2 separate regions of the Homo sapiens genome follow, and region 2 is linked to region 1. A link is an interaction called in ENCODE POLR2A ChIA-PET data of the cell type or tissue named here. Cell type or tissue: OCI-LY7. All regions are shown on one strand. Each heading gives the region's core, and the rest is flanking DNA. Links, peaks and the distances in the headings are about the cores only.

What was found. Peaks named below come from ENCODE experiments on the same cell type or tissue, not always from the same donor. Only the 100,000 strongest peaks of a DNase experiment are listed, where the experiment ranks them.
Region 2: POLR2A ChIA-PET joins it to region 1 with 5 read pairs; 5 of 35 experiments call an interaction of 5 or more read pairs at or near these places.

What each region holds. Positions count from the first base shown.
Region 1 is chr3:183,561,853-183,566,242 of GRCh38, reverse strand. No RefSeq gene overlaps it. Among named protein-coding and RNA genes, the nearest start is that of KLHL6, 8.3 kb to the right of the region's middle. RefSeq lists enhancers at 2,702-3,202, 3,203-3,703. In OCI-LY7, for the core only: a CTCF peak has its summit at 1,998; a DNase peak (open chromatin) is centred at 2,039; H3K4me3 peaks cover 889 bases; H3K27ac peaks cover 4,000 bases.
Region 2 is chr3:183,482,806-183,487,195 of GRCh38, reverse strand. No RefSeq gene overlaps it. Among named protein-coding and RNA genes, the nearest start is that of SNORA63E, 31 kb to the right of the region's middle. In OCI-LY7, for the core only: no CTCF peak of the experiment used is centred there; DNase peaks (open chromatin) are centred at 1,518 and 2,534; H3K27ac peaks cover 2,315 bases.

The sequences.
Region 1 (4,390 bases), core at 228-4,227:
CTCTCCCATCCCACATCATTCCCAGCCCAAATTTTCTTCACTCCAACCACTTGGCCTTCTTTCAGTTTCTTATACTTGCTGTAGTCTCTCCTCCAATGGGGCTTTGCCCCTGCTGTAGCCTCTTCCTGGACAACTCTTTTCCCTGCTGTTCATGTGGGTGGTGCATATTCTCCCATCACATCTTGGTCATCAAACAGGCCTTCACTGACCTCTTTGACCACGTCAAATTGCCCCTGAGAAAGGTTCTTCACCAAGTGCATCTCCCTCATGGCATTTAGAATGATTGCAATGTGTGTGTTTTTTTCTTACGATTGATCTCCCTCATTGGACTGTATGCTCCTTGAGGGTAGGAACTGTGTCACTTTTGTTCAGCATTGTATCTGGAGAACAGATTTTTGCACACCATTATATCACTAAATATTAAATATTTGATGATGAGTGAAGGCCTTTCCTTGTGGTCTTTTCATATATATATATGAAAATATGATTATGTGTGTGTATACATACACACACATAATCATATTTGCAAAAATGGCAACATAATGTACATTACTTTTTTTTTTTTGAGATGGAGTCTGGTCCTATCGCCCAGGCCGAGTGCAGTGGCGCGATCTCAGCTCACTGCAACCTCCACCTCCTGGGTTCAAGTGATTCCCTTGCCTCAGCCTCCTGAGTACCTGGGACTACAGGTGCATGCCACCAAGACTGGCTAATTTTATTTTTAGTAGAGACAAGGTTTCACCATGTTGGTCGGGCTGGTCTTGAACTCCTGACCTCAAGTGATCCACCTGCCTCGGCCTCCCAAAGTGCTGGGATTATAGGCGTGAGCTTCTGCACCTGGTCATAATGTACATTAGCTTTTTATAGCTTCCTCCCCTTAGCAATAAGTGAACATTCGGGGGCTGTTCTTATTGACAAAATCCACTTTTTGGAATTTTTGCTGTTTCCCATTTACTCCTTGACTCTTCATTTGCAAAGTACACTTTAGATTTGGATATGGATAGCAGACCTGAATTAGCACTGGCTGCAGCTATGGTATCTGATCCTTTCCTAGGGCCCATCAGTGCACCTGGTGACATCTCTGGTCTGTGGAGGATGGGAGCGCAGAGGTAGTATGTGGGGTCAGATGGATGAACTCCACACCACTGCTCTGCTTCTGTTTCAGGGAGGCTCATTTGGATGAAAAGAACAGAGTCTCAATCAAGCCACATTGAGAAATGTGGGCCCAGGCAGAAATCTCTCTAAAATTCATGAGCAGAGCCCTCATTGGAGCAGGAGGGTGGGTCCAGATCCACAGTGGGCTCAGGACTTCAGCAACAGGAGCCCATGGTCTTCCTTCCACCCAGCCTCAGGGTGACCTGTCTCAGCTACTTTCTGCATATTGGCTTCAGTCTCCTTTTTATGCCTTCTGGGTCCCTCTGCTTACTAACAGTTTTTGCTTTTCAGAAGTTTGGCTTGCACAGGGCTTTAGCTTGCCATGGCTCTGACCCTACCTCGTGGATCTCTTGATGAATCCTTTTGCCTCCTGTTTCTGCTGCCAAATGGCAAACTCTGTGTTCCTTATTTCAAATTTCAGAGAGAGGGAGGGAGGGAGGGAGGAAGAGAGAGACTCCAATGGTTCTATCTGATTTTTTTTGAGACATGGTCTCACTCTGTTGCCCAGGCTAGAGTGCAGTGGTGTGATCATGGCTCACTGCAGCCTCCGCCTCCCAGGCTTCAGAGATCATGCCGCCCCAGCCTTCTGAGTAGTCGGAACCACAGGCGTGCACCACCACATCCAGCTAATTAACAAATTTTTTGTAGAGACAGGGCCTCCCTATTTTGCCCAGGCTGGTCTTGATCTCCTCGGCACAAGCTGTCCACCTGCCTTGGCCTCCCAAAGTGCTGGGATTACAGGCATGAGGCATCAGGTGAGGCCCCATCTGACATTTTTGAGCCAGCTGTACGTGTCCTTGAACTAATCTCTGTACTTGGCTGTCTTTGGGTGGGGGGCGCTCACTCTAGTCCAAGTAATAAGGGGAAACAGCTGAGTCATGTGGTACCGGAAAATGGCTTCCTGGGGAATAGAGGATGTGGGCTGGTAACTTTTCATTAGAATAGGGCATGGGCGGCCAAACACTACTACTGACTTACCTGTGTGACCTGGGACAAAACAGCCAACTTTGGTTTTAAGCCTGGGTTTCCTCAGTTGTAAAAAGGAAAATAATCTATTTTATCAAGTTACAGGATAAAAGGATATAAAATGAGGAAAGGTACACAGAACACTTTGTAACATCTCAATAAATGGTGCTCTTAGTACTAGTATCATCTATAAAATACTTTTTTTCAAAATGGCTCTCTAATTCAGGCTCTTTAAAGGAACATTGTCCCAGATGGATAAATCCTTCTACGGATTGTTATGACTCTGGTTAGAATAATGTTCTGATGCAGAGGGTTGGGTGATGGAAATCTTTATTTCCCTGGGGAGGTGGTGGTGTATGGACCCATCTACACTGACTATGTGAAAATGATCCAAGATAACATGGGAAAAATAGATGGCCTGTAGATACTAACAAAGGGCATTGAAGGAGTTTTTGGTCTGAAGCCAGAAGCCTGATTTAGAATCAAATGTACACACTTTTTCTTCTACAGAAGGGTTTGCATAATAATAGCTAATGCTTACATAGTGCTTAATATATGCCAGCCATTGTTCTACAGGCTTCACGTATTTCCTTATTTCTATAACACATTGAGGTGGATACTATTATTACTTCCAATTTGTAGGTATATGAAACTGAGGCATTGACCTGTTTTGTTTTGTTTTTTTCTCTTTTTTTTTTTTTTGAGACGGAGTCTCGCTCTATCGCCCAGGCTGGAATGCAGTGATGCAATCTTGGCTCACTGCATCCTCCGCCTCCCTGGTTCAAGTGATTTTCCTGCTTCAGCCTCTGGAGCAGCTGGGACTGCAGGTGCGTGCCACCATACCCAGCTGATTTTTGTATTTTTAGTAGAGATGGGGTTTCACCATGTTGGCCAGGATGATCTCAATCTCCTGACCTGGTGATCCGCCCGCCTTGGCCTCCCAAAGTGCTGGGATTACAGGCATGAGCCACCGTGCCCAGCCTTGAAACTATAATCAACTGACCTTACTTTGACCTTATGCCTGTCTGCAGTCCTTGGTTCTCTGGGCTTGTATTGCTGTTCCTCTAGGACTGGAGTCTTGCCTTGCTCCTCCCACTTCCTTCCAGAGACAGTGTTCTTCCATGAACTCCAAACCGGAAGGCTAGCTCCCTTAGGGCTGCCACCAGACCCCTTAATAACTTGGGCAAGCCTGGTCAAGAGGCAAACCAGGACACAACGCCATCCTGGGACAAGCGTGAGGCTACATGGGATGGTCCAAAAGTTAGTATCTGTCGGGAAATTCCCTTTATGAGAAAACTAGATTGGCCTCAGGGCAGGTATAGAAGCTGGAAGGTGCCAAGCTGGGCTGCAGAAGTGGCTTTTTTTTTGCTTTATTTTTTTTGCTGATGGGAGCAGATGTGGCTTCTATAGCGAGAACTTGGAGGTGAGGACCACACTGGGGTCTGCAGAGGAAGAGTGGTACAGCATTTGGGCCTGGCAGATGAGTGTCCCAATACTGCTCTGCCTCTGTTTCGGGTAAGTGCGTTTGCCTGTAAGGAGCAGAGACACAATCAATCTACTTCATGAAAAGGGGGTCAGGCAGAATCTCTCTGAAATCCAAGAGTAGAGCCCGAACTGGAGCTGGAGGGAGGTGCACATGCAAGGAGGCCGCAGGACCTCGGCAATCTAAAGAGGAGGGTGGGGTCACAGTGGGGTGATAGTGAATGTTCAGCAACTGGCTCTCAAGGACAAAGCCCTGATTCATAGCATTTATCAATTTCTATGGTGTAAATATCCCTATCATGGCTAATTTCAACCAACACCAAGTCACTGCCCTTGAAGTGAGGAAGAAATGCACAAAATCAACTCCCTAGGGTCAGTACAAGTCTACTGCAGCATACCAAATGTTAATTTTGATTCTTTTCTGAATTTTCCAGGTTTTCAACAAGGTAACTTATTATTGTTTCATAACCAGAAAAACACCCAGCAAAAGTTAATTTTTTAATAAAAGAAATGTGGGGTTTTGGGGTGGGATGAAAAATGGGATGTGGTTTGTTAAGGACAAACTTCCCTGATTTCACTACTTGTTGAGGGTAGACGGTCAGCCTTGGCTTTTACCATCTCTTGCCTCTATGCCTTCTTTTTCTTTTCTTTTCTTTTTTTTTTTTTTTGAGACTAGGTCTTGTTCTGTTGCCCAGGCTGGAGTGCAGTGGTGTGATCTCAGCTCACTGTAACCTCCACCTCCCAGGTTCAAGTGATTCTCCTGCCTCAGCCTCCAGCGTAGCTGGTA
Region 2 (4,390 bases), core at 145-4,144, 79 kb after region 1:
ACCATTGTTCCTGTGTTGTCTCTGAAGCCCTCCCTGGTCTGTGCTTCTCAAATTGGGGCACGTGTAACTTGGGGTATGAGACTTCCCTTTAATCACTGGAAACCTTGTTATCAATTTAGTTTGTTTTGGTTACAATGCAAGACTCCTGTGTATTTGAAAAGGAAAATCAGAGGCTTTAAAGAAATCTGGGGTTCCATGAATAGCTTCAGACCTTCCCCTCTGGGCATCCCCAGAGGTAGATGTTCTGCCTTAGGACTTCTTGGTGGAAACCCTTGGGAATCACAGACCCAGCTTCCTCACTGGTGGGGAATGTTCTGGAGTGATCTTGGGCCCTGGATCTGAGTGCCAGTGCACCAGCTGTGAGTCAAACGGAGTTTTGACCTTAACTTTGCTGCTGAGCCTTCCAATTTCCCCGCTGGGTCTAAGTGATAATCTCATGTCTGGGCAGTTTGGCCGGGGCCAGGCATCTGCCCAGCTTTTCTTAGTGCCTCCCCCTGCACCAGCTCCTCCCTGCTGGTGTATGGCATCTTCTGGACCAGCTCCTTTTCACTGGACGTGCAGCCTTCATACAGGATCTCAGTTCTCTCCCGCCCTCCATAGGCCCATGCCTTATGTTCCGTTCCTGCATGTGGCCACAGTTGAAAACTCTTTGGTGCTGGGGATGAATCCAGGTCCAGTCCCACCCTCCCCAGTCTCCCCACCATTGGCCTGGCTGCTTACCAGTCACTCTGTTTTTCACTTCCATGTTTGTTTACTGGCACCTGGGGATTTTCCTTTTCTCTTTGCACATTCAGATGTCTGCTTTGTTATTGATTCCCACATGAAACGCTGCCTTGAAACCCATGCCCAACCATCTCTACTCATCTGCCTGGATAGAGAATATGAGACTTCCTGCTTATAAATTCTTTGGGAAAGTTAAAGCTGGGTAGAGGGAAAAGGGGGTGGCCTTTGATGTGTAAGACAACTGGAAATCTCCCTTTGTAACACGAATCCTGGTTCCTCCACGTTTGGCAGTGGAAGGAGAAGCTCCCAGTGGGCACGGAAATTTGGACCTCATAGCCCCAACTCTTCCCTGTAAGGAAAGAGTCCCATACACAACTCTTCATTTAATTTCCTAAGGAACATCAAAGACCAGACTGGAACAGTTAAAACTTTACTTATAACTTAAACATAGGAAGGGAAGATACTCTAGATTATGAGGATGACAAGAATCAGCTATCTCTGAGAAGCAATGTTTGTCTTGAGAAGAAGTGTGTGTGTGTGCGCGTGTGCATGTGTACGTATATGGTTTAAAAATAAAAATAAACAAGCTGGACATTAGTTAAAGCAGTGAAAACAAATTTTATTCAGTAACTGCTGACAGTAGCGGAAAGAGCTGAGCTCTATTCTGATTTGTGCAGAGATGCTGACTGGGCCTTTTAAAGGGAGAATAAGGGAGGCAGGAGGTGGAGCGAGCAGGTTCAGGTAGAGTCAGGGAAGTGAAAAATGACAAAGTGTTGGGCAGAGTCAATATGATGAGACCAGCTGTGTCTGCTAGCTGGCAGTTCTCGAAGCTAGGATCCTCTCTCCTTCCTGATAATTACCTTGAGGGGAATGGCTTTCAGGTCCTTGAGAAAGACACCCCTGAGCTGTAGGCAACACATACATAGTAGCTCAGAGCAACAGAGGAAGGATTCACAATGGTAAGCCTCCTTTTTTTAGTAAATGCTCTAAAAAAGCAAGATCAGGGGCCTGTTGTCAGATGTTGGTGGAACAAACTCAATTCTTTTGACAGCCTTAAGCTTTCCCAGACAGCAACTCAAAAGGGGGCTGGGCCATCCCAGGGACGTGGCCTCAGGCTGCTAGAAGCCATGCGATGGTTTGGTGAAGTCTCTGAGCGCAGGGTATGAGTGGAGTGTTGGTACTGAGAGTTTCAGTGTCCCAGGTATACTTACCTTATGAAACAGATACAGTTAAAAGAACAGGTGTGCCCACCACCTGCGCTGCTGTTGGCAGCATTTTAAAAGAGAACTGACCATTTTCTACAATCCACCACAGGCCCACTGTGCGAGGCCAGGAGTGCCGAAGCCCCTTCTTCTAGAATCTGCTGAAGGCAACTAAAGAGAAAAATAGTACTAAAGCTTCTTTGACCCATACAGGCCAGAGCAGTGCTTTCAAACTTTCTTGAACATGTATCACAATAAGAAACACATTTTCTGTATTTCCTATTCTATTTTTTTCTTAAAATGCTGTTCACAAGCCACCAAATTAATTTCATCACCCACTAAATGGGTCACAGGTCACAACCCATATCTGAAAGGTACAAGGCTGGAGGGCACTGACCTGGGCAGACAGGGCAGGGGTGAGGGGAGATGAGGGTGGCAAAGCCTGGTGTATTAGTCCATTTTCATATGCTGTGAAGAAATACCCGAGACTAGGTAATTTATAAAGGAAAGAGGTTTAATGGACTCACAGTTCCACATGGCTGGGGAGGCCTCACAATCATGGCAGGAGGTGAAGGAGGAACAAAGACATGTCTTACATGGCAGCAGGAAGGAGTGCCTGTGCAGGGGAACTGCCCTTTATAAAACCATCAGATCTTGTGAGACTTACTCACTATCACGAGAACAGCACGGGAAAAACCTACCCCCATTATTCAATTACCTCCCACCAGGTCTCTCCCATGACACCTGAGGATTATGGAGCCACAATTCAAGATGAGATTTGGGTGGGGACACAGCCAAACCATATCATCTTGATTTAACAAAGCGGCAATACACAGAAGGCAGAGGGAAAACCTGACTGCGCAGAGAAATCTGTAAGTCTGGCCTTAGATAAACAGGATTTTTGTTGGTGAAATTCTGTTCTTTGTTTTTTTGTTAGTTTGTTTGTTTTGTTGAGTTTTTTGAGGTTTTTTTTTGAGTTTTTTGAGTTTTTTTGTTAGTTTGTTTTTTTGAGTTTGTTTGTTTTTTTCTGTCGCCCAGGCCGGAATGCAATGGTGAGATCTCAGCTCACTGCAACCTCCACCTCCTGGATTCAAGCAATTCTCCTACCTCGGCCTCCTGAGTAGCGGGGATTACAGGCACCTGCCACTACGCCCAGCTAATTTTTGTATTTTTAGTAGAGACAGGGTTTTGCCATGTTGGTCAGGCTGGTCTCGAACTCCTGGCCTCAGGTGATCCGCCTCCGCCTGCCTTGGCCTCCCAAAGTGCTGGGATTACAGACATGAGCCACTATGCCTGGCCGAAATTCTATTCTTTCATAGTAAAAATGTAGTAATAGGAGCATCTATTGAGTAATTTCCCTGAAACATGAGACCAAGCCAGAAATAGAAAAAAAAAAAAAAAAGAAAAAGATTAGGACAGTGACAAAACTAGTCTAGGAAGAAATGCTGAGGTTTTTAATTGTCAAAGTGCATTCTGGTAGAATGTCACATTCCGGGAAAAGGTCACTGGAGGAATCTGTAGGAAAAATGATGCCTTAGATTTTGTTCTGAGTTCTAAGTAGACATTAGTGAAAGAAGGAATGGGGTGAGTCTTTGTGAAACAATGCAACAAATATTCATTGAGCGCCTACTACGTGCCAGGCATGATTTCTGTCCATCTGTGAACAAAACAAAGCCTCTGCTCACATGAGCTAACATTCTAGTAGAGAGAGACAGGCAAGAATCAAACAAGCATATAATATAATGACAAGTAGAGATAAATGTCCAAAGAAAGTAACTCAGGGGAAGGGTGATGCATGCTACTTGAGCTAGGATGAACACAGCCAACCTTTCTGATAGAGACACTTAAACAGAGGCTTGAGTGAAGAGAGCATGAGAGGCCTGAGAGTATCTGGGGAAGCTTACTCCAGGCAGAGGGAAGAGCTAATGAGGCTCTGAGGTGGGAGGCTTCTGTGTATTTAAGGAACAGTCATGGCTGGGCACGGTGGCTCATGCCTGTAATCCCAGCACTTTGGCAGGCCAGGATGGGCAGGTCATTTGAGGTCAGGAGTTCGCGACCAGCTTGGCCAACATGGTGAAACCCTGTCTGAACTAAAAATACACAAAAATTTAGCTGGTCATTGTGGCATCCCTGTAGTCCCAGCTACTTGGGAGGCTGAGGCAGGAGGATCGCTTGAACATGGGAGGCAGAGCTTGTAGTGAGCCGAGATTGCGCCACTGCACTCCAGCCTGGGTGACGGAGTGAGACTCCATCTCAAAAATAAATAAATAAATAAGTAAGGAACAGTCAAGAGGCCTGTGTAGCCGGACTAAATTCAGAGCCATGGTAGGGAGTCTCAGAGGCCTGTGTAAGCACTTGGAATGTCATCAGAGTAAGGTGATAGCTCTTAAGACAGGTTCAGAAATGCTAGAGACTCACAAATGTTCCACACCTAAGCTTGTGGCTTGCAAATCCAAGTCAGCTAT